Linked DNA regions of Homo sapiens: regions 1 and 3 are each linked to region 2. Evidence: chromatin loops called from intact Hi-C (ENCODE). Cell type or tissue: ascending aorta. All regions are shown on one strand.

Evidence for each region. Peaks named below come from ENCODE experiments on the same cell type or tissue, not always from the same donor. Only the 100,000 strongest peaks of a DNase experiment are listed, where the experiment ranks them.
Region 1: it touches region 2 in a loop (2.8-fold over the local background); 19 of 110 quality-filtered maps call a loop at or near these places.
Region 3: it touches region 2 in a loop (2.3-fold over the local background); 6 of 110 quality-filtered maps call a loop at or near these places.

Annotation. Positions count from the first base shown.
Region 1 is chr10:21,521,467-21,529,466 of GRCh38, forward strand. SKIDA1 (SKI/DACH domain containing 1) reads right to left here and starts at 4,216. Exons shown (of 4, transcript NM_207371.4): 1 at 4,081-4,216; 2 at 2,217-2,405; 3 at 1-14. RefSeq lists enhancers at 3,608-4,251, 4,252-4,895, 7,472-8,000 and silencers at 4,551-4,970, 5,091-5,240, 5,686-5,805, 5,816-6,135, 5,995-6,153. In ascending aorta, no CTCF peak of the experiment used is centred here; DNase peaks (open chromatin) are centred at 4,595, 5,085 and 5,765; H3K4me3 peaks cover 5,134 bases; H3K27ac peaks cover 4,648 bases.
Region 2 is chr10:22,247,452-22,255,451 of GRCh38, forward strand. It overlaps LOC105376447 (a long non-coding RNA gene), which reads right to left. Exons shown (of 2, transcript XR_001747390.3): 1 at 5,975-8,000; 2 at 1-4,482. LOC100130992 (a long non-coding RNA gene) reads left to right here and starts at 4,621. Exons shown (of 1, transcript NR_038921.1): 1 at 4,621-8,000. RefSeq lists enhancers at 3,925-4,004, 6,107-6,803 and silencers at 4,955-5,474, 5,885-6,004. In ascending aorta, no CTCF peak of the experiment used is centred here; DNase peaks (open chromatin) are centred at 4,600, 5,020, 5,030, 6,220 and 1 weaker place; H3K4me3 peaks cover 3,621 bases; H3K27ac peaks cover 4,655 bases.
Region 3 is chr10:23,065,347-23,073,346 of GRCh38, forward strand. LOC107984215 (a long non-coding RNA gene) reads right to left here. Exons shown (of 3, transcript XR_001747394.2): 2 at 4,129-4,222. Among named protein-coding and RNA genes, the nearest start is that of MSRB2, 26 kb to the right of the region's middle. RefSeq lists enhancers at 2,814-3,108, 5,354-5,463. In ascending aorta, a CTCF peak has its summit at 3,027 (motif pointing left); DNase peaks (open chromatin) are centred at 365 and 2,995; H3K27ac peaks cover 1,467 bases.

The DNA.
Region 1 (8,000 bases), 730 kb before region 2:
CATGTCAGCTGACTCTACAATCAAAGATGAACCCAATTCAGATAATGGACTGTATTCAAATTTTTTTAAGAAAAGATATATCAACTTCTATGTTTCTCAAATGCAAGTACATATGTAGATAGATATGTCCAAATTAACATTTATATATATATATCCTTCTCTGTGGGTCCAGGAAATTATTGTGAATTTAGGCACATGTATGATATGCATTGAGTTTAATTAAATGTGATTATTTACTCAGTGAGGAATGCCTAATCTACACACTATTGTAAAAAGTGCTTTAGCTTTGAAAACAAAGCTGCTTGCAAAAGGAAAATCCTCTTTAGCAAATAGAGATTGAAATATATTCCTAATGTCCACTTACTTCTGCATTTATTGTAAAAAATCAGCACTTTCAGTTTTTAAAGTGAAGGGCCATGAAAATATGAACATATTTGTCTTTACTTATCCCATATGAATGTGCTAGATTTACCTTTAGATGCTCTATTTTGATTTATTTTCACTGTATTTTATGTTTCAATACCATTGCAATTCAGTCTGACCTCTTTCCTCTGGAGCGAAGTAATGCACACGGCATTTACAGTCTTTTAAATGGTTAGCTGGGAAATGCAATAGCAATTTGCAGGAGTAGTTTACTAATGGGGAAAGTTCTTTTGAAAACCTGAAGGAAAACCTAAGAGTACTTTTGCATTTCTACACTACAACTGTCATATAATTAAAGTATTGAAGAGCATTAAAATAATCCTTTTCCTTCCAAGCTTTCACCCATACATACATAATTTAAATGAGGATCACAGCCACCCCCCCCCCCCCCCCCCCCCCCCCGCCACCAGCTCTTCACCATATACGTTTGTTTTAGTGATTGCTGGGCACATTTTGTTCAAAGTGAATTCAGACAGAAAAGAGTAAGGAACATCACAAAGGCCTCAACAATGTAAGTATGCTGGTTAAAAGAATAAAAGCCCCTTGTGCTATTAACTAAAAGTAACTATAATATTCACAAGATAAAAGTTTAAAATAATAATAAAGTCTCATATGGCTGAATTAGTTGAGGATATAAGACAATAAAATCTCAACAGTTCTTTAGCTAAGTTTATCTAATATCACATCTTCTCTGCTTTTTGGGATGGGAAAATGGGAATGAAGGAGTAGAAAATGGCTAAATTGAGAAACAAATGATAACTTAGTATATTTCCTTTAATTTTTTTTCTTTCTGGTTCATTTGAACAAATCAGGGTAAGTCTCCAAAAGGGCCCATCCCTCTGTTCTTAGGCATTTAAAAACCCTGTCTTTAACAGAAGTTTGGGACACAGGGTATATGCCATGTTGTCTACTGACCCATAATCAAAATGCAGTGACCTTCTACCCTTTTTTTGCCCCCTGACCCATCTTGAATTCAATGCAGCCTTTATAAATTTGCAAATCCTTGGAGGTAAAGGGGTTTTTGTGAGGCTTTGTTCTGAAAAAGCCCTAAGAGTGTGCTTTCTAAATTAGACAAAGGTAAAGCAACAAATCCTAGTGGATGAGATTTTACACAGGTGAGCAATAGGCACCTCCAGATAACATATATTGCAAGCTAAAAACCAGTTATAAACATAGGAGACAAGGAGGTTATAGATTGCATCAAATTAGAGTGAGGTACAAATCACTTTCATGATGTAAGAAACGGCTAGGCCACAATCTTCCTGCTCTTCTCATCTCAAGGGCTGTGGGGGACCCTAGTGACCAAGGAAGGAATGGGGTGGGGGGAAGGGGGCAGGGAGGAAAAGAAAGGAGTGAGACTTGATCTGAATCTGTGGGCACATTCCCTTATCTTTCCTGCTATCAGCCAGTTTAAAGGACACCATAATTATGATGGTGATAAAACAATGCCTGCTTATGTGTGCTGAATAAATAAAGAATGTTTACAGCTCAAGAATCTTTTAATTCCAATTAAATGCTATCAAAGAAAAGCCACTTTTCCTACTGCAACCGCCTTTCCCCCCAATTATCTTGTTTTGTTGTAATATTTTCCTATGAGACACATGGGCCTTTCACAATTGATCCTGAATGCAAAAGAAAAAAAATCAGAGAAAGTAGAGTTTGACCTTCAGATATTAAATAATACACAAATATCCAGAACCACAATTTGTTAGGGTTGCCCAAGTTTTTGTTTATTTTACACAAGGGCCAAACATATAGAGACTGAAGTGGTGACACCAAGTGTTGAGGCCTACCTATGGGCTGCTCAGCCATACTGAAATCCTGAGCCACCACGAGGGGAGAGAGGAGAGACAAGACATGAGGAGCCTGATGGTCTCTGGAAAGGGAATCCTCTTCTGGTTCTGTTCCCCTGGCTTCAGCCCAAATCCTTCTGGGAGCACTGGAGCCAATCACTGTCTTTCACTGCTGCAGCTACTGGGAACCTACAAAAAAGCGGGAGATAAAAAAAAAAAAAAAAAAATCACAAGTTCGAATTTATGGATACACAAGTATCATTTCATATTCATGACATCAGCAAATCACATCATAATCAGATTTGAGCAAGGTTTGGACACTAAGACCCAAAAGACTGGACACTCAACACTGACAGTATCACATATTAACCAGAAAATTCGCTTTTTTGTTATGGAATCATAGGGTGAAAATTAAGTCTTTTAACTTTGAAAAGCTTACTTTTCACTTCTGAGGCCAATTTTTACACTAATAAATTTCAAGTAAACGTCTCTTTTAAAGTTGTTCCACAACATTTTAATTCAAACTTCTATTTCCTTTCTCAGTTGGGGTAGTGTTTTGTTTGTGTTTTAAAAAAACACATGGCACAACAAACGTTATGGAAAACGCACTCATTCCGTTAAATGCCGATACAAACCTGCCTTTTACTACATCTGTCTAAGCAGCGCATTGCTAAGTATAAACTTAAAAAAATTTTTTTTTCTCAAAGACATATCTATTATTTCTTGGCAAATACTATTTGGTGATGTGGTGCAAAAACACAATGGTAAAAAATTTCGGGGTATTTGTAAGTTTTCTGGAGAGTTGCAGGCCCCTTTCCTTTTGAAAGTTTAGAGCTCCAATACCCTCAATTCTACTGGCAGAATTAGGATGGACTTAGAGGGTCCTAAACGTGACCGATTCACTAAGGCGGGGGGGGGGGGGGGCTACAGCTTGCAGCAACGTGCTCTGCAACTTAATCCTACGCTAAAAGAGGGCAGAGAGCGAAAAAGAATGGAATACAAACTCTCCCGACATCCGTAGTTACTTTCAAGGTGGATTGTGTATTTTAAGGCTGATGGGAACGTCTGGTTTGTGGAGCAAAAAGAAGAGAAGGTAAGTGTTTGTCCTTGTATCCACCAGTTCGTAGAGAAACAATGAAAGAACAAAGGGAACCACTTCCCCATCTGAACATTTTCTGTATCTCCCTCCGTTTCAAGCCAAAAAGCTTGGGAAGGGATTCGCTTTACTCTACCTTAAGTAGTGGTTGCTGGCTTGTTGAACTAAGAATGAGAAAAAAGTTGAGAGGCAGATATAGACTAAATAATAATAAAAAAGGCTTGCTGTGGCGGATCTCCACCGCGCCAGTGTCAGCAACTTGCAGCAGAAGTTGCTCAATGCACGGAGGCAAAGCCCAAGAAATACCCTTTGCACACCAGATTTCGAACTCAGTCATTTAAATAGACTTTCTTGCTGTTTGAAGGGGTTTCTGCGCACAAAATGTGTAGGTAGTGGCTATGGGAGAGATGTACTATTTAGGTCGAAAAATGATCTCATGGCTATCTGGAAAAGAATTTTTAAAAAGGAAAGGGGATTCAAGTATCACGTTACTGTTTGCTAATAGAAGAAATGGCAGCACTGGCTGGGAAAGGAGAGGGATTCGTATTGAAATGCATTTGCTTTGGGGTACGCTGGTTATCCGCAAGTCTGGCTTTGTGGGTCTGCGTGGCTGAATAAGTGACCAAGTGCCTTCGGCATTATATAAACGGATCGATGTGTGCGGGAGTCCCCAAAGCCGTCGAGCACGTGAAACGCGACTTTTTACTGCCCTCCAAGCGGCGACCAAGCCCCGCTCCACCCCACCCCGCCTCAAAATCCGTATATTACCTGCCCTGTTACAGTGACACATGTTTATGTTTATAGTCCTGGTTTGTAGTAGTGTCAAGAACCGCAGCAAGAGGAAGGGGAGGAGAGAGGAGAGGGAGGAGTAAATTCAACCACCCCCACTTGTTGTTAAAGCAAATTTACTGCGTTATTGCAAGCTCAGGACGGGGGGCTGGGATGAGAGTTGAGAGGAAGGGTTGAGTTGGGAAGTGTGTTGGCGGTGGAAGGTGGGGGTGGGGTTAAGAGCTCCGCAATGGAGCTCCTCTCCCCAGCAGCCCAGGAAAAGCAGCTCGGTCAATAGGGGAGCATGCTGGCGCGGTCGAAAACAAAAAGGTTCCTCCTGCTCGCTGCGTTCACGTGGGGGGCTCTGCACGCGGGGCTCCAGGGCCGTGACCCCTGACCCCGGCTCCTCTCCGCGCTCTCCGGTGCCGCGCGGCCACTTTTTACCCAGGATCCCTCGCGCGGGCCGCGCTCGTGCCGAGCTGGAGTCCTTCCTAATCCTCCATTCCCGGCTCTCGCTCCCCGCCCCCGCCGCCAGCCCCGGGGGAGGATTCTCCGGCGGGGAACCCCCGCCCCACCCCCACCCCGACTGCCCCGGCGGAGTCGGCCGCAGCGAGTCCGCGCGGGGCGGGGAGGGCCGGGCCGGGCCTCCCCTACCGCGCCGGGCCTGCGAGGGAGGGGAGGGACGGGGAGCCGAGGGGAGGGGGCGCCGGCCTCCCGGCTCAGCTGCCCCACTGAGGCCTGGACCTGTTGACTGCGATTGGCCCGCCTCATCCCGCGCCCTCTCTCTGCTCGCAGCGGCCCCAGCCCTTCCGCGGCGTCGCGGGGAGGAAATGGGGATGGCTGTCCTCCTCTCCGCCTCCTTCTAACTTTCCTTTTTTTATTTGGGTGTGTTGGGGGGGGTGCTGAGAAAGCCCAGGCAACTCCACCGCCGCCCCATCCTGCCTCCGAAAGTCTCGTCACGCCCGACCCGCCGCCGCCCTCCCAGCCCCCATGACTTAAAACCGCCTCCCCTCCTCGCAGCGGCGCCCCGGCCCGGAGCCCGAGAGCCCTCGACGCCCCCGCCGCGCCTCCCCCGCCTGGCCTGGCCCAGCGGCGTCCCCAGCGAATTGTGTCGCTTTTCTGCCCTGGAAGCTCCCTCGGCCACGTTCCACTTTTTTTCCCAGTCCCAGGAGGCGTAAGATAAAACCTCTGATTTGCTGCGTGCTGCCGGGCACATTCTCTGCCCTCTCGTCCGAAGGACGAGTTTAAAATGGAGAGTTTAAAATAATAGCATTTACAGGAGGAAATAAAGAGCGAGGAGATGGTTCTTTGGCCGGTTTTAAGACATACATGCTTTTTTTTTCTTTTAATACAAGATGTCTTAAGGGTTAAAAGCGTTCTAGGGTTTGCTGTATTTCCTTCTAGATTTGGGGTTTCCTGAGGAAATCTTTTCCGGAGGGAAATAGCAAATCAACATTAAGATGGAAGCGAGACTTCTCAGCCACTTTTGGAAATGAAGGGGGAAATTGTAAAAATACATTCAGAAAAGGGCGCGAAGGCGGCGGCTGAGGGGAAGAAGCTGGAGTCTTGGGAGGAAGCGCAGTGGGTTGGAATCGGGGGAAGGAGGGCCCGCTAGGTCCGGGCGGGGAAGAAGGCGTGCGGGCGGCGGGGCGTGCGCCGGGCCGGGCAGCTGGAGGAAGGCGCGGCGGGACTGGCGAGCGCGAAGAGGCAGGCGGGGAAGGCCTCGGGGGGCGGGGGCCGGGCGCGGGGCCGGCGCGCCGGAGGAAGCGGGACCTGGCTCCTCGCGCCCGCCGGGCCGCCCCCATTGTTCTGCCCTAGCACCGCTGTTAGCCGAGCACGTCCTGACCGAGGGAGGGGCCCCGCGGGCCAACCCGACCCCCGTCGGCGCCTCCCCGGGCTCCTGAGCTCCGGCCGGGTCGGGTCGGGCCGGCGCGGCAAGTTTTGATGGTCAGACTCAGCCAGCGAGGGGTTCCCAGCTGAAGACCTCGGAGGAAGGAGCCTTTACAGCGTGCTGCGAAATTGAAGGAAGCCGGGCGAGCCTGCAACGCACACGTTATGAGAAAAAGGGAAAGCAACATAGATATGTTTATAAAGTGATAAATAGATAAGAGACACCCGTGGGCAGTTATTATTCTGGATCCGGAAAGTTACAGTAGATTATATAATATTTGAAATATCTTGAAAAGTATGGATTCAAAAATCCATTTAAAAAAAGGTTCAAAGGAATTCGGAAAAGCACGTTTCGCTATCCTTATTACTGATTACTCAGCTCTTCTTTGTACACAGAAAGTCTAGTTTTAAAAGGAAAGGCTGAGCTAGCCCTTTCAAAAACGGGCTTCCTTTAACGTGAAGTGCGTTTTCAAAATAGGGAATTTCAAAAGGGAAAAACGTTTAATTTGCTTTTAAGCCACGTTTTGGAAACAAATAATTGCAATCCACTTAATAAACTCTGTCTGTTTTCCTTTGTGAGGCATATGGAAGAAATATTTCTGGCCAACGTCACAGTTGTTTTTTTTTAAATGAAGATTTCCAACAAGTGCTTGCGAGTCTTGTCGACAAGACCAAAGTCATCGTGCGTGAAAGGCCAAGAAAAAATAATTTCAATCCTGTGGTCCAAACCTTACTAGGGCAAGAGAGTAATTTCGACTTAGGTTTATGATAGACTTTGCGGAAATTCCTTCTAAAATACTCATTAGTAGTCTGTGTGTTATGAAGCACTGTTTCCCAAGGTAGATTTTAAAAAACCAATTAGAATTGATCTTTAATGGAATATTATATTTACACGTCATCATGAAAACATCATTTGACAGAGTTTTGAATTACAAGAAAGGAGTTAACAGATGATGCTCATAAATAGCATCTGTTTGAAAAGACCCCTTAAGAGTCAGTTAAAGGTAGTGATTGTTGTATTTTTGCATTTGAAATGCTGTAGAAGTTGCTTGCATTTTAACACTTTCATTTTGCGGGTCTTCTTTCTAAACTTGCATTTCCTCATGGAAATCATTCAGTTATTTCGAGATATAGGGAGAAATTCTTATGTAAGATATCATTTGAGGCGTAACTATGGAAAGGTTTGAACAGAAAAAAAAATCGCTGTTGAAAATCAAGTATTTTCAATCTATTCATTCGTTCCACACTCATCCTCCCACAGTTCCCCCCATCAATTTACATTTTTTGTTTGTCTTTGAATATTTAGAATAGCTTTACATGATTATCTGTTATGTAGTTGATAGTAGAAGGTGAATCGTTTTACATCATTCACTGTTTCAGATATTTTTTGTTTCATTTAAAGTAAAAAGATTCTTAGGAGTCATGTATTCTTGTGAGAAAAACAACAAATGGATGGAAAAAGGGCATGAATGGGGGTGGGGATGGAGAGGGACAAGTAGCATTCCTGGTCAGTCTTTGTGATACCTTTCTTTAATTTTATGTCATTATATTTTCCACTTCTGCTTGCACCAACGATCATTGCTTTTTTAATTGGGGTAAAGTGCCACCATATAAAATTTACCTACCTTCTGGCTCTCAAGCGCCGCAGTAAAATAAGGCTGACAAAAAGTGATCCGAGGCTTGTGTGTTTAATTCGCCAGGAATGTTAAGCTTCATAAGATTCACCCTATGGGGTCATGTTGGTCCTTGGCACTGTTACTATACAGTTTCAAGAGGTAAATATGCACATTATAGATTTTAAAAATCTAAGATGTACTAGACCAACAGTTTATTAATCGAAGGAATAAAAAATGAATTTGTCAACCTCATTCTTTCTGGGACACAATGCACTTAATTAACATATTCTTGGGCTTGTTTCTGGATTTGGTAAGCAGTGGCCCCTTTTGGAGAGGAAAACATTTAAATCTTAAAAAGTGATCTTCTTTGGTCCAAATAGTATTTATAAATTCAGTTTAATTTCTTCTTTTTTT
Region 2 (8,000 bases):
TTTGGTGGCTGCAGGATACAGAGTTTGTTTGGTAATTTTGGAAAGAGGCTGGAAATGGAAAAGCAATGGGTTACAGGGGCTTCTAATGCCAATGAAGAGAAAGGCTTTAATTTTGTTGGCAATAGGGGGCTATAGAGGTTTTGGGGTAATGTTTTGGAACTTTAAGAAGAGTGCTTTGGCAGAAATCAGCAGGGTCTATATGTGCCCAAAGAGTGATGCCTCAGAAGCAATGCATTTGGCATAATCATATTGGTATTGTCCACCACGAGAATCACTTGGTATACAAACCTGGCTCACTCAGTTCACACTGAATAAGCAAAACAATAACCACTTGGCTTCATGATGCTTTTCGACCTAAAATAAACACAAGGTATCAAAGCAAATGAAATGTTACATCTTTCCAGTGCTCCATATGAATAATCCCTGTGGAAGTTATAAGTAAACAAAACTTCTGTTCATAAAAAGTATCAATGACAGATGTAAATACTGTATAAACTCCTGCCATATAAAAGGAGAAAATGAGATCTCACATATCCTTCCACAATACCAATTCCTGACACTTAGCACAACAAATTAGACACACTTAATAATTATTACACACTAGGCTTGAGATTATTCAATAGTTTTTTAACCGTGTTTCTATAATGGTGTGGAGGTTTTTGTTTGCTCACTTTTTAAAAACATTTTCCACGATTTCATTATAGGAGAATAAATGCTCTTATACATAGTCATAGTTTCAAATATGTTTCTGTTCTTCTCATTTAAATCTACTCAGAAAACAAGCTTACAACAGAAGCCAAACTAGGAAAATCTCTGCTGTGAGTATCATATAATATTCAAACACTGCCCAGGAAAAACACTGGGGAATGGTGTTTTCTTTGCCCTCAAAGAAAAGCACGTGAACACCATCTTACAAGATTATTATTGACTAAGGAAAAGAAATGTGTCATTTGTTCATTCTTTAGACTAGGAATTGATGTTAGAGATTTTTAAATAAATTATAACAAGCTTTTAACAATCTACAAAGAACAAAAAGTGTTAATGTCTTCCCATAGTTGCCTCTGATCTTTTTATAAAGAATTGCTGTGGGCTGGGCGCAGTGGCTCATGCCTGTAATCCCAGCACTTTGGGAGGCTGAGGTGGGCGGATCAACTGAGGTCAGGAGTTCGAGACCAGCCTGGCCAAAATGGTGAAACTCCGTCTCTACTAAAAAACACAAAAATTAGACGGGCATGGTGGCAGGTGCCTTAACTGGCTACTTGGGAGGCAGAGGCAGGAGAATCATTTGAACCCGAGAGGCGGAGGTTGCAGTGAGCCGAGATCGAGTCATTGTACTCAAGCCTGGGGGACAAAAGCAAGACTCTGTCTCAAAAAAAAAAAAAAAAAGAGTTGTTGCCCCCTGGGCAGGAAGTTGTTGCCCTCTTCCTATTCCCCCTCCTTCCTTCTTTCTTTCTATCCCAAAGGAAATTACATTTTTTGAAGTTGATATGTATTCATCCTATTGATAGTACTATACTTTCACTTCATATGTATATATCCTGGCCCACATCTTTTATTTATGAAATTCATTATACATAAATTAGTAAATTCTTTCTATATAAGTTATTTATACATTTTGAATATGAATCCTTCACCAAGTACATGCCTTGAAAATATCTTCTCAGTTTATCTTGTAACATTTTATGATATCTTTTGTCATGTAAAAAGTATTTTTAAAAATTTTTATATACAGTCACATGGCACTCAACTACAGGGACATATTCTGAGAAATAGGTCCATAGGCAGTTTTGTCATGCTAACATCATAGAGTGTAATTACACAAACCTAGATGGTTTGTATATGGTACAAGCCTATTGCTCCTAGGCTGCAAACCTGTACAGCATGTGACTGTATTGAATACTGTAGGCAATTGTAACACAATGGTATTTGTATAATTAGACACATCTACACATAGAAAAGGTACAGTAAATATACAATATTATAACCTTATGGGACTATTATCATGTATTGACTAACATATCATTATTTGGAGCATGACTGTCATCCAATTGATCATTTCCTTAATGGATTGTGTATTTTAATGTTTTGTTTAAGAAATCCTTTCATACTACAAATTCTATATTTCCTTTCAATTTTTTTTGTTTTTTTTTGAGATGGAGAGTTACAGAGATAACTCTGCTGCCAGGCTAGAGTGCAGTGGCGCGATCTCGGCTCACTGCAATCGCTGCCTCCCAGGTTCAAGCGATTCTCCTGCCTCAGCCTCCCGAGTAGCTGGGATTACAGGCATGTGCCACCACAACCAGCTAATTTTTGTATTTTTACTAGAGATAGGGTTTCCCCATGTTGGCCAAGATGGTCTCAATCTCCTGACCTCGTGATCTGCCCGCCTTGGCCTCCCAAAGTGCTGGGATTACAGGCGTGAGCCACTGCGCCCAGCCTTCCAATATTTTTTTAATTCTATTTTTCTTATTTAACTTTTTAATTGATCTGAAACTGAATTTGTATGTGGGCAAAAGAAGGGATCTAATTTTATTTTTTTCTTATGAATGTTTGTTTTCTAAATAAGAGAAAATAAAGGAAGCTCAATTGCTCTTTATAATCCGTAAACCCCTTAACAACAGTCACTATGATTTATATTCATCCCATCAATACACTTCCTCAAAGTACTTTGAACATTACTGGTACATAATCTATATTTTTTGGAGAAGAGATACTTTTTTCCAGCCCCCATTGCTTAGACTATATACCAGTTGTCCACCTAAAATAATCTAAGTTGTGCTTAATTTATCCCCCTGAGCAGGAAATAGCATCTTAATAGGATTAACTTGGTATAAGCACTGAATAATTCCAATTAAACTGAAGGGTATTAATCACTTCCCTAACTTTGCCCATTTTTAGAAAGTTCTTCTGGAGAAAAATCTACCTACTCATCAAGTTAGATTCATTTATTTATCTACGAGGAGAAATGCATAACAAAGAAGTAGGAACCTGGACTAAAAACACATTTTAACCTATTTTATAAGACTTTTAAAAATCAACTGTTTGAGTCAAAGAACTACCTGTACGAACCTCAAGTTGATTGATGTTTTTTAAGGGTACCAGTTTACAGATTTAGGCTCTCAACAGGGCCTAGTTGCATTGGTTTAGTCCTTGCCAACACCTATTTACTTTCTCCTTTCTTTTATAAAGAAACAGTCTGAAATTAAGATATGTTTGTAACCTAATTTTAATCAAAGGCAATTAATGAAAACCAAGAAAGGAAATTTTTTAAGGAAACATTCTAAGATGTTTTTGAAGAATACTTCTCTAACACTTTTTGAAAAGAATCTCCTTACAAAATTTTGCTCTTTTCAAACAGTTCCAGGGGCATTAGCATCTCACAGGGATGAACACCTGTTTTGTTTGTTTGTTTGTTTGTTTTGGGGGGGTGGTTTTTGTTTTTGTTTTTTTGCTCGAGGATGGGGTTCTAACAGACCATGGTGAGAAGATAAAACTAACCAGAAGGTGTGAGAATAAACTGACAATTGTAAATAAAGTGAAATATAGTTGGTAAAAAAGAAAACACATAAAAACTTGGGAAGCAAAATCATTTTCTTTTCAAACACTGCATGTAAACTAATTTTTATTTATTTATTTATTTATCTATCTATCTATCTATTTATTTATTTATTTATTTATTTACCACGACTAAGGAGAGTCACTCAGATAGAAAAGATGTCATTGCTTCCAGCTTTTTACTGAGGGAAGCCCGTCACTTGAAATTGCTTCTATTAGCAGGTTCCCTAATAAAACCAAGGCAAATCCTGCACAGCCTCAAAAAAAAAAAAAAAGTTTCTACTACGATTCTGCAGTCAGTATCACCGTCTGTTTTATCTTTAATGTAGCAACGTATTTTTCATGGTTCCGCTTAACAGCGCTTAGAGACCTTGAACTTCAAAATCAGAATGCATCTTAGAGGAACTATCCCAGCACCACAATTTGGGGACGTGGGGACGTTGTGTATTCAAAAGCATTAATCTGTTTTGACTTCATCCTTTCTTTAAAAGGATCAAAAGTCAGCCATAAGTGTAAAAGAAAAACTAATTTTAAAAAAGTTTAGCCTTAAAAACATAACTATCTCAGCGCGTGGGGGTTCCCTCTGTTCAAAAGAAAACAAGAAAAAAAAAAGATGGACATTGCTGTCTTCTTTGCACGCTTCTCTTAAAATCCTCATTGGAAGCCCCCCTGGGAAAATGAGACTCCGATTTCTCACCTGTTTAAAATCACGCCACAGCAACGAATCACTGCAAAAGCAAGGTTCTAACTTAAAACAAAAAGAGAAAGTATTCGCTTCTGCGGAGAACCCGAGCCTCCTCCTGGGCGGGCGACGCTCGGCTGATGGGACCGGGCCGCGCAAGCCTCGGATGCAGCCGGGTGGGGGGCACCAGGCGCTAGGCGAAGGAGCGCAGGACCAAAGGAGATGCTTGGCTCCTAAGATAACACCTTTAAAAAGAAGAAGAAGAAAGAAAGAAAAACAAACAAACAAACTCGATACTTAGCCTCACGATCCTTGCCACCCCCTCCCTGCTCCGCCACCCACACACAAAATAAAGTGAGCCGGGCGGGGGAGTGCGCGCCCTGAAAGGGAACAAGAAGCAAGGCGCCTGTGACACAAAATGGAGAAAGAGGAACCGGGAGTGGAAAGGAAGAAGGAAAACCGAGTAAAGGAGGTTATTCATAAGAACAGGAAAGGGGCCGAGGGGTAGAGAACACCCGAAGGAAAGCGCAGGAGGCCCTCGTGAGAGGGCAAGGGGGAAAAGATCGACGAAGTAAGAGCGAAAAGAGGAAAGGAAAGAAAGACTTTCTAGATGCGGAGTCTCCATTTTCAGCAGCGCCATATTCGCTTTTCCTCTCGCCGCTTTTGGCTGGGTTTTGTGTGCGGCGGTGGACAGGCGCCAGCACATTTCTGCAGCTTCAGCAGCTCTGCTCAGACACCTGGGGAGGGCCGCAGGGCCCGGGCGGGGGACGCGCGCTCTTGGCCCAGGCCCGGGCGCGGCCCCCTCCCCGGCCTGGCGGTTCCTGCGCAGCGCCAGCCCCGCGCTCCTCTAGGCTGCAAAGGGGGCCTCCGACTCGGGCCCGGCCCGGAGGGGACACCTCACTCGGGGCCCCGCGGCAGCCCCCAGGGGACGCGGGCCCTCTAGTTTCGCCCACGGTGTGGCTGGGCATGCGTGCCAAGGGGATGCGTAACCGAGAACCGAAAAAGACGAACTTAACCTTCGGGGAGGAGGAGAGGGCGCACGCTGCGGGTACCGGGGCTTGGGGGCGCTCCTGGAGGTGACGGGGTCACCTCCACCTGCGCGGGGCCACTCTCTGGGAGCCGGCGATCGATGCCCGCCGCGGCGCCTGGCCCAGGCCCCCAGGCCTCTCGCGGCTCCCGGAAAAACGTCCGAGGTCGGGGCTCGGCCGGGAGCCCCAAGCGGGTCCCCTGGCCTCGGGACGCCAGTCCGGGAGGCGGCCGGAACTCCGGTTTTCGCGGTTCTCAGCGATATTAGGCGCGGCCAGTGTCTGAAAGCTCCTCGGGGTTACGTCCTGGGGCGACTGGAGGCGGCTCACGACTCAGAAAGTCGGGGCTTCTCGCCCCGGATCCCCACCGCTGGCGTCTGTCGAATCCCCACCTCGGTCCTCGGGTAGAGGCGCAAGCGCGCCCCAAGACCATTCTCTTCGCGCCCACCCCCGTTATTCTTCACTTTCACTTGACATCGTTCTTCACTCAAGGTTAGGTCCTCGCTAGTGCCAGAGAAGCCCCTGGGTCCCCAGTGCCCTCAGCCCCGCAGCGTAGGGAGCAGCCGGCCCGGGAGATAAGGAGGCCACAGCCATGGAGGCCCCAGGCCCGGAGTCCCCGCGCCGTCGGGTTTTGAGCCGCGCGGCTGGCCAGGACCGCCGGCTCCTTCTCTGTCCCGGTCCTCCGCTCGCAGCCCCGCAGAGGTGACGGTACCTGGAGGCTGGAAGCGACGGTTTCCTCGGGCCGGTGGAGGGAAACATGTCAGGGTCACAGCGAAGGAAACCGAGACCCACAGGGGTCCCCGGGCGTCCGGGACGCGTCGCTGGTTTTGCTCCTAGAAGGAAAGGCCTTCCCGCTTTTGTTCCACCGGCTCACCAGGTCCTCCCTTCCTGGCCAACTCTAACCTCAGCTTTGTGCGTGTCACCCGGCCCCGGGATAATCGGATCCTCCCAGACCCGGGAATCCATCAGAAGCGCTACCCGTACTTGGCGCCCTGAAAGTTCCCCAAGCGCAGCGGCCGCGCCCTCGAGTGCATCCACTCCGCGAGCCACGGGCGGCGCCTGCCCACCCGCGGCTCGGCTTTGCGTGTTGTAAGCCGACTATTCTATCACCATTGCAGGATAAGCTGGCCTTTAAATTTTCAAAGAACATTTAGGTTATTTTCAACAGTTCATGCTTTTCATATCTGTCTTTTCAGACTGCAGATTTCCACAAGGAAAAATGTATCTTTCCTAGACGGCAAAAAGCAGATTTATTTTCCTTTTTAAAAAGTTGCCTTAAAACGCCTATCTCATAGTACTTGGGGATTAAACTGTTTCCCCTAAGAGAAAGTTCAACGGCTAAGCTCAAACGTTAGTCTTGACACCTTTAGTTAAGATGATCCTTTCCCAGTGTTGTTAGTGAAATGTTAAAATCAAAATTTCAAAATGAAGTAGATGTTTTATGTCTTTAGAACATTCCAGAAATTTAAGAACTAAAAATATTGACAAGGTGCAAGGCCTAGTTCACAAATAACATTCCAGCTTCTGTTTCTGTGAGAGTTCTTTTTTAAGGCTATGAAAGATTTTTGAAGTTAAAGTATTCATAGCTGGAACAGACATTTATCATTTGACAACATATGAAATTTTAAATTGTGCATTGTAAGTCTCATGTTTATGTTATGTTTCTTGGATATATTCCATGGCATTTTGTGCTTCTCTCTTTTATGGGAAAGCTTACAATTAACTTACCAGGTTTTTCTTTTAATTTAATCAGGATTAGATTAAAAAAAAAACCCTAAAGCTACTTAGTAAAAGATATTTTATGGCAGCCAAATACAAAAATGAATAAAGCTTAAAGTAAGTTATTTTCTCATCTCTCAAGGATGGTTTCCTTCTGAAATAAAAATTGGAAGTTGTACTTTGGTAGGTGTTCTTATCCACTCAAATCTAGCCACCGAATGCAAGTGATTAGGTATTAAGGCCTACTTAAAAAAAAAAACTCATTGTGAAGCATTTATTAAACCCTAGAAAGAACATTTTTCTTTCATGAGGCCATGTACTGATCAACTTTCAATGCAGAGCAAAGATCAATGGGTGCCACTTCTAGCATTTCAGGTGTTAAATATTGCTAGGTAATATGGAATTCAAAAGGAAAATCATCTCTATTTGATAGATTTGTAATGTAAAAGAAGGCATACAATCAGAGTCTTGGAATTCAGATGCAGAATGTTAAATACAGCTCTTATGTTTTATTCAAAATCCATTTAGAAAGGAAATATAAATGACCTTCATAGCAAGTTTTTGGAAAGATAATACTTAGGAATAGCAAAAAGCTAGTTCACAAATGTCCAGTGTTTGATAGTCAATATATAACACACACAATCTTTACAGAACTATATACTTATTTTTAATAATGCCTGTTGGTATATTTTAAATGGTCCTTATTTGTATTATAAATACCTCAAATTTCAATTATCTGCAATTTTTACATTTTTGAAGTACATTTTCTTAAATCCCAGATTTTGTTATATGTCAGCACATGGAATACATACAGGTATTTCATTCTAACAGAATGAAAATGTAAATATCTAAAATAAGGTATGTATCATACTATCATAGGAATCAGCAAAGAAAATCATTTCACTATAATTCTATTGGCATTTTAAGAACATTCAATGGAAAACATAAATTTCCAATTTATTAAGACCTTATTTTTGTACCTAATTATTAAAGAGTAATACCATCTATGTTCTCTAACA
Region 3 (8,000 bases), 820 kb after region 2:
CAATTTCTCCCCAAGATGGCATCTGGTGACTAGGGGTCTGTAGACTACCAGGCCCCACGAAGAGACCAGTGAGAGAGAACTGCTGGCATCTGGCCTTCCTTCAAGGAGGAAGGAAATACGATGTTGGTATCATAGTCCCAGCCATTTGCCTCTGTCCATAAATTCTGTGTGCTCTCCGGTTTCTCTGTTCTAACCCCAGGCTTCTGTCAGTCTGGTGACCCCCTCTCTAGGGGACACAGTAAGTTCTAGATTCCCTACAAACTCTACAAAGGATGTGAGAGCCAGGAGCAGTAACTGCCACAGGCCACTGGCCCAGACACTTCTCCCTGCCAAAGTTCTACGACAGCTCTCTGGCATGTGGAACTTGGCATGGAATGAAACGCAGGCATCACGTGGTGTCCTGGGAGGCTCAGAGCTGTTCTGCCGCAGGGAGATACAGAATGAGAAATGATTGGCCAGGAATTACCACCAGGCAGCTGATGACCCCTGAGTGGGCTTTCGCTCACCTTCCCTGAACCCCACCCCTCATACCCAGCTCTCTCTAACCCAAAGTTCAAGAGGAAATGGCCACACCCTCTCCTGGTATCAAACAGGCAGGTGCAAACTTGGAGCGCTGAGAAACACCAATTGCCCTCTGCAATTTAATGCACATTTAGCATAAAGCAGTGAAGGGCTTAGCTTTGGCTCCTGGGGCAGGAAACAAAATTTATGTAGCTAGATCATTTGCCTTTGGTGTATGCTTTATACTATTAATAAACTAGAATGGGCTCTGAGCTCTGTGCTCTCCAGTGATGTCTAGAAATATGTGGCCGAGGGTCACCGAGACCCTCTTCAGGTCCTGGTGCAGCCTTAAGATTTCCTACGATGATTTTACAGGCACTTTTAAATTGCCACAATTTAAGGTTACTATTTCAGTGTCTGGAAGGCACGATGTCTGGAATTCATAATCTTCCCAGGAAGCTGGGACAATATATAAAACAAAATTCACAGACGTTCCCTCTTAGGTGGTGGCATTTCAGGTGATTTTGTTTTTATCTTTGTGCCTTTCTATATTAAGTTTTCTGTATCAAATATTATTACACTGACATGTAGCAGAAAATGAAAACATTTTTTCTCTTGTTAATGTTTTCTTTATCTTTTTCTTTTTTTTTTTTTTTTTTGAGATAGAGTCTTGCTCTGTCGCCCAGGCTAGTGTGCGGTGGTGTGATCTCGGCTCACTGCAACCTCCGTCTCCCCGGTTCATGCGATTCTCCTGCCTCAGCCTGCCGAGTAGCTGGGATTACAGGCGCCCGCCACCATGCCCGGCTAAATTTTGTATTTTTAGTAGAGACAGGGTTTCACCGTGTTAGCCAGGCTGGTCTGGAACTCCTGACCTCGTGATCCACCCACCTAGGCCTCCCAAAATGCCGGGATTATAGGCGTGAGTCACTGTGCCTGGCCGACAATGTTTTCATAAAGATGTTGTTTATGTTTACATGGAGTGGGTTTATTATTATTGTTTCAAATGAATTAATAAATATTTAAATTACTTTGCTTTAATTTATAGTGCTGTAAATAGCAACACACAAAAACTGCAGAAATGATATTCTTTAGAATCTTCAATATTTAGAGAATAAAGGGGTCTGAGACCAAAAAATTTAAGAACAGTGATATAGAGGATTCAATAGGATTTGGAGACAGAGGATCTACATTCAAGTTCTAGTTCTGTCACTTAACTGACATTAATTTCTGTTAAGTAACTTAAGTGCAGTCTCTGAAGTCAGACTGTCTGGGTCCCTCATTTTAGCCTCGCTGTTTGCTGGCAGTGTGGCTTTGGGTGAACCATTTCGCTTCTGTCAATAGGGATGACAATAGCACCAGGTTGCTGCGTGCCTTAAATGACATTAGATTTCTAAATGCTGACACCTATTATTAGAACACAGTAAGAGCCCAGTAAATGTTAGCAATTATTATTAGTCTGAAACATTTTTAAGTGGGAAAAAGGTCCTTCCTTTTTTATTATCTCATGGTTCAAAATAATTAATAATAAAGTGTGATTCTTTTTTCTTTTCTTTAGAGTTGAGGTCTTGCTCTGTTGCCCAGGCTTTAGTGCAGCGGCACAACCACGGCTCACTGCAGCCTCGACCTCCCAGGCTCAAGCAATCTCCCTGCCTCAGCTTCCCTAGTACCTGGGAGTACAGGTGCGTGCCACCTCGCCTGGCTAGTTTTTTCGAAGTTTTTTTTGTAGAGATGGGGGTCTCACTATATCGTCCAGGCTGGTCTCAAACTCCTGGGCTCAAGCAATCCTCCCACCTCGGCCTCCCAAACTGTTGGAATTACAGGCGTGAGCCACTACGCCTGACCGGCAGTGTGATTCTAAAGGGCCGGAAGTGATGACCAAATCCACTTTCTCCACCCTCCCCTCCTGCTTCCACGGGGAGGTAGTGACATCAACACGTACCGTTTTTTTCTAGAAGGACGTGAGCAAGGCGAGTTGTGAATCGAAGGCAACAGGAAAAGTATGAAGTGGGCAAGTTGGCACAGGTGTGTGGGGAGACACTGGGGAGACCCAGATAGCCTCAGGCACACAGATGCCTAAGACCTCCTGGACCAGAGAGACTCCCAGCATCCCCCAGTTAAGCCCAAACCGGGCTCCTTCCCTGTCCCCCTATGTACCATAGGGTCCAAAAAGACACCGGTGTTCCACTGTCTCTGGAGCTGCCCAGTCCTGCAAAACGCAGCCTCCCCTTTCCCCGCCCTCCTCTTTTCCTCTTCTCCACGCCTCTGCTCTCTTCCTTTTCTCTCTTCCTGCCGCCCTCTCCAGTTTCCTTTTGCCCCTTCCGCCTTCTCAATTGCTTACCTTCTCCCCGACCGGCCTTCTCACTCCCATCTGGGGCTGGCAGTGCTCTTCTCTGTCCAACCAGTAATAACACATGAAGGCCTTCCAGGAACCTTAGGGAAGCCTGGAGTCAAGAGCCTCCAGGACCAGGCCTAGAGACTTAAAGGTGGACTATTCTGAGGCGTTGGGCGCCCCCTAGTGGTCCCTTCATGCCACCAATTCCCACAGGATCCATAACGATAACCTTTTTTACAGAGCGGAAGGTGTCTTTAGTTAGGCTAAGTGGAGACTGAAACAAGGACCTGGCCTAATAATGCACCAAAACTGTAGAAACCTTCTCTGATCCCTTACTTTCCAAAACATTTTTTATAAGAAGGTAGGTGGAATAAAAAGCAAGTTCAGCACGGAGCCAGTGCACTTCACAACAATGCTTAATTTGTCTAGAGCCCCCAGTAAGATGCACCAACTCAAAAGCAGGGTGAGACAGATGGCGGAGTCTATAGCAATGCAGAGATGATCCTGGGAAAAGCCATGGGCAGAAGAGATGTCGATCCAGCAATAGTGGAGGCTTGACAAGGCCCTGGCACTTGCACCTGCTGATTTTTATTTAAGGACACTCAAGAGGCCAGGTGGCTCATGCCTGTAATCCAAAAGCTGTGGTAGGCTGAGGCCAGAGGATTGCTTGAGCCCAGGAGTTCAAGAGCAGCCTGGGCAACATAGTCAGATCCCATTTCTACAAAAAAAAAAATAAAGAAAGAAAGAAAATTAGCCAGGCATGCTGGTGCATACCTGTAGTCTCAGCTACTCAGGAGTCTGAGGTGGAAGGATCACTTGAGCCCAGGAGTTTGAGGCTGCAGTGAGCCATGATTGCACCACTGTGTCCCAGTCTGGGTGACAGAGCAAGAACTTGTCTCTAAAAAAAATTAAAATGCTCAGGAATAAATTTCTCTATTCTACGCATGACACACATTCCTCTGAAAAACCGCACTGTGACAGGCCACACAGCTACCTACTCAGGATGCCCCAGAAAAAGTCCCAGCCACAGATTCTGTCTCCCTTAATGACTAGAGACCTCATTCTCTTTAAATGGCAGATTGTCCCAACCGCAAATCTCTTCTGCACAGTCAGCCTGGGATGCAAACAGATTGCTTTAACGTGTAACTTTGAAAGTCAGGTTGTCATAACCTAGAACTCTGGGAAGCCTCATCATGAAATCATAAAAGCTTGTGTTTGGCTAAAGCAATGTGTTCATGTATCAGTAATTCATGCAATCCTGTACAAATGCAATTTTAACAGATGTTAGCACATACCTGAACTGGTGGAACATTTCCATTAATAACTGTCTGCTTGTTCCGGGAGGCTGGGGAGCCTTATCCTCATCTGCCGGCTTAAGTTCAGGTTAGGCTGGGGATAGAATTTCCATGTAGACATTTTTAAAGTAACAGTAGTAGACGCTTGAAAGTTTCTAGCAAATGGCAGGACATAAATATGCGACCAGCGTGACTGTTTTTGCACAGGTTCACCCACGCAGTAATTACTCCTCAGTCTTATTTGATACATGCTAATTCCTATCTTGTTCTAATTGATTTGTTTTCAGGTCCCTGGGTCTCATAGTGACAACAGTGAAACAAAGAAGAATGATGGCATTTCCCAAAAAGGAACAACAGTTCCCACATGTGTCCAAGAGGAAGAACTGGCCATGGTTGGGGCAGGGTAGTAGTGGGTTAGGTGGTAGCAGTGTCTCCATGTATAGGGAGAAGCCCAGGGCAGGTAGGCTTTGGCTGCCATCCTCTGGCACCGAAGTTCTCCTTAGCAATTGCCCATCTCATTAAGACAGAAACGCATGAGAAAGGGAGAAGACTGTCCTGGTCAGGCTGGGTGCACACACACTCTTCTGGCTATTGCTGGAGTTAAGGCCCAGAAAGATCTTTTTTTTTGAGATGGAGTCTCGCTCTGTCACCCAGGCTAGAGTGCAATGGCACAATCTCGGCTCACTGCAACCTCTGCCTCCTGGGTTCAAGTGATTAGAAAGATCTATTCAGAGTGCTGATGGGCCAGGTGCGGTGGCTCATGCCTGTAATCCTAGCACTTTGGGAGGCTGAGGCGAGCGGATCACTTGAGGTCAGGAATTCCAAACCAGCCTGGCCAATGTGGCGAAAACCTGCCCCTACTAAAAATACAAAAAAATGCCAGGCGTGGTGAGGCATGCCTGTAATCCCAGCTACTAGGAAGGCTGAGGCAGGAGAATGGCTTGAACCCAGGAGGCAGAGGTTGCAGTGAGCCGAGACTGTACCACTGCACTCCAGCCTGGGTGGCAGAACAAGACTCCATCAAAAAAAAAAAAAAAAAAAAAAGTGCTGATGGCAGCACTTATCTTTTAATTGCACATTCCGATGGAACGTTCTTGTCACAATTTTATAGAAACCATTGTAAAATGCAGATGTGGACATGCACTTAAAACAGGGGTCACAGAGGCTGTTAAAGGACACAGAAAAACAGAGGGGAGACAGAGATTGGGTGACTCAAGTGCTAATATTCTTCTGTCTGGAGTAACAAGGTTGTTGCAGTTCAAGAAATAATGTGTTCTATAGTATCTGGTTATCTGTCTCCGATGTGCCCTTTGTCATGGTTGGGTACTCAGCCATGGGCTGTGCCCATGTTCAGGTGGCTCCTCAGAAGATTGGCTACTAACTACCCAATTTGCTGACACCATTATCTAATTGTAAGCAGTCAAGTAATTACTGACGCCATTAACTAAGGCTTAGGAGTGGTGTTCCCAAACCACAAGCCACTTTAAAAGAGAAGTGGTCCTCAGTGTCCCAGCTATTAACTATGACCCTGTATTTGCTAACCTGGCTAGACTGCAGTACAGGAAGCTGAAATGTGCTCTCTGTACTCATAGCATGATTCAATTCAAGGCACCTGTTCTCACACTAGACTGACGGAGCAGCAGTTCTCACACTTCAGCGGGCATCAGAATCAGCTGGACGCTGATGATTCCTGGGCCCCATTTTCAGAAATAGCCATTCTATTAGGCCTGGGATGAGGCCTCAGAATTTGCACTGTTAACAAGCTCCAGGTGAGCCTGCTTCTCTGGTCTGGGGCCACGCTTTGAGAACCACTTGCCTAGAATCTGAAAAAAATCTCCCACTTAGGCTAGCCTGAGTCTTTTTCTTTTTTTTTTTACATAGAGACAGGGTCTCGCTCTGTTGCCCAGGCTGGAGTGCAATGGTGTAATCATAGCTCACTGCAGCCTCAATCTCATGAGCTCAAGCAATTCCCCCACCTCAGCCTCCAAAGCAGCTGGGACTACAGGTGTATACCACCACATCTGGCTAATTTTTGTATTTTTTGGAGAGATGGGGTTTTGCCATGTTGCCCAGGCTGGTCTCGAACTCCTGAGCTCAAGTGATCCTCCTGTCTCAGCCTCCCAAAGTGCTGGGATTACAGGCATGAGCCACTGCACCTGGCTAGTTTCACTCTTTCTTTCCCAATGTCTGTGTAGCAAGAAATAGGACAGATGCTACTCAGTCCTGAAAAGTAAACTATCACCTTGGCTTACAACTGAAAGAGATGTGCAGTTTTGTGAATTTCTGAATCAAAGTCTCTTTATTAATAACCCACGCAATTCCCATTTTAGCCTTCTTTTTTTTTTTTTTGAGACGGAGTCTCGCTCTGTCGCCCAGGCCGGACTGCGGACTGCAGTGGCGCAATCTCGGCTCACTGCAAGCTCCGCTTCCCGGGTTCACGCCATTCTCCTGCCTCAGCCTCCCCAGTAGCTGGGACTACAGGCGCCCGCCACCGCGCCCGGCTAATTTTTTTTTGTATTTTTAGTAGAGACGGGGTTTCACCTTGTTAGCCAGGATGGTCTCGATCTCCTGACCTCATGATCCACCCGCCTCGGCCTCCCAAAGTGCTGGGATTACAGGCGTGAGCCACCGCGCCCGGCCTAGCCTTCTTAATGCCCTGGAGAGATTAGCACTAGAAACAAGAACACAAAATTGCAAAATGAATAACCTTCCGGTGCCCTGGAGAGATTAGCACTAGAAACAAGAACACAAAATTGCAAAATGAATAACCTTCCGGTGACAGCTGTGACCACACTGAGGGCATTGGAGCCAAATAAAAGTATACTCAACTGCTTGTTTATCTCATTTTGGACTCTGCATATATTCAGTCAGTCGAAGCTCTGAGATGCCTGAGACAAGGAATGAAAAGTAAGGAATTAATATCTCAATGCAACAATTCAAAACTGAGAAAAGAAGGTCGGGCACAGTGGCTCAGGCCTGTAATCCCAGCACTTTGGGAGGCTGAGGTGAGGGGATAACTTGAGGCCAGGAGTTCAAGACCAGCCTGGCCAACATGGCGAAACCCCGTCTCTACTAAAAGTACAAAAATTAACTGGGCGTGTTGGCGGGCACCTATAATTCCAGCTACTTGGGAGGCTGAGGCAGGAGAATCACTTGAACCCAGGAGGTGGAGGTTGCAGTGAGCCGAGATTGTACCATTGCACTCCAGCCTGGGCAACAAAAGCGAAACTCCATCTCAAAAAACAAAAACAAACAAAAAAATACTTGCTGATGCAGAGTGAACTCTCCACTGGACCTTCCTCTTTCAGAACGCTCCAGAACAAAAGTTGGCAGCAGGCCCTGTGTGCTTGTATTCCCCAAACTCCAGAGAATTCATGTCAAGTATTCTAAAAAATTCTCCCACCACTCTTTAGTCTGGCTTGTTAAGCCTCTGGCCAGGGGATCAGAGGCAAGTCTCCCTTCTTGCAGGCACTCCAATTTCCATAAATTCTATGTTGGAGAAAAGGAGAGAACTTAAAGAAAATAATAAGGAAGGCAGGGTTTCCCAGAACACTTTTTACCTGATCAGGAAGTGGAATAGAATAAAAGTCCTCAGGAAAAGAACTAGGATATCATTTCCCTTCTCTAAAGGATATTTTGTGGCTCATGGCTGTAATTCCAGCAATCTGGCAGGCTGAGGCAGAGGATCGCATGAGCCCAGGAGTTCAAAACCAGCCTGGGCAACACAGCAATACCCATTTCTACAAAAAAAAAAAAAAAAAGCCAGACATGGTGGCATGCATCTGTGGTCCCAGCTACTCAGGAGGCTGAGGCGGGAGGATCACTTAAGCCCAGGAGCTGAAGGCTGCAGTGTGCTATGATGGCACCACTGC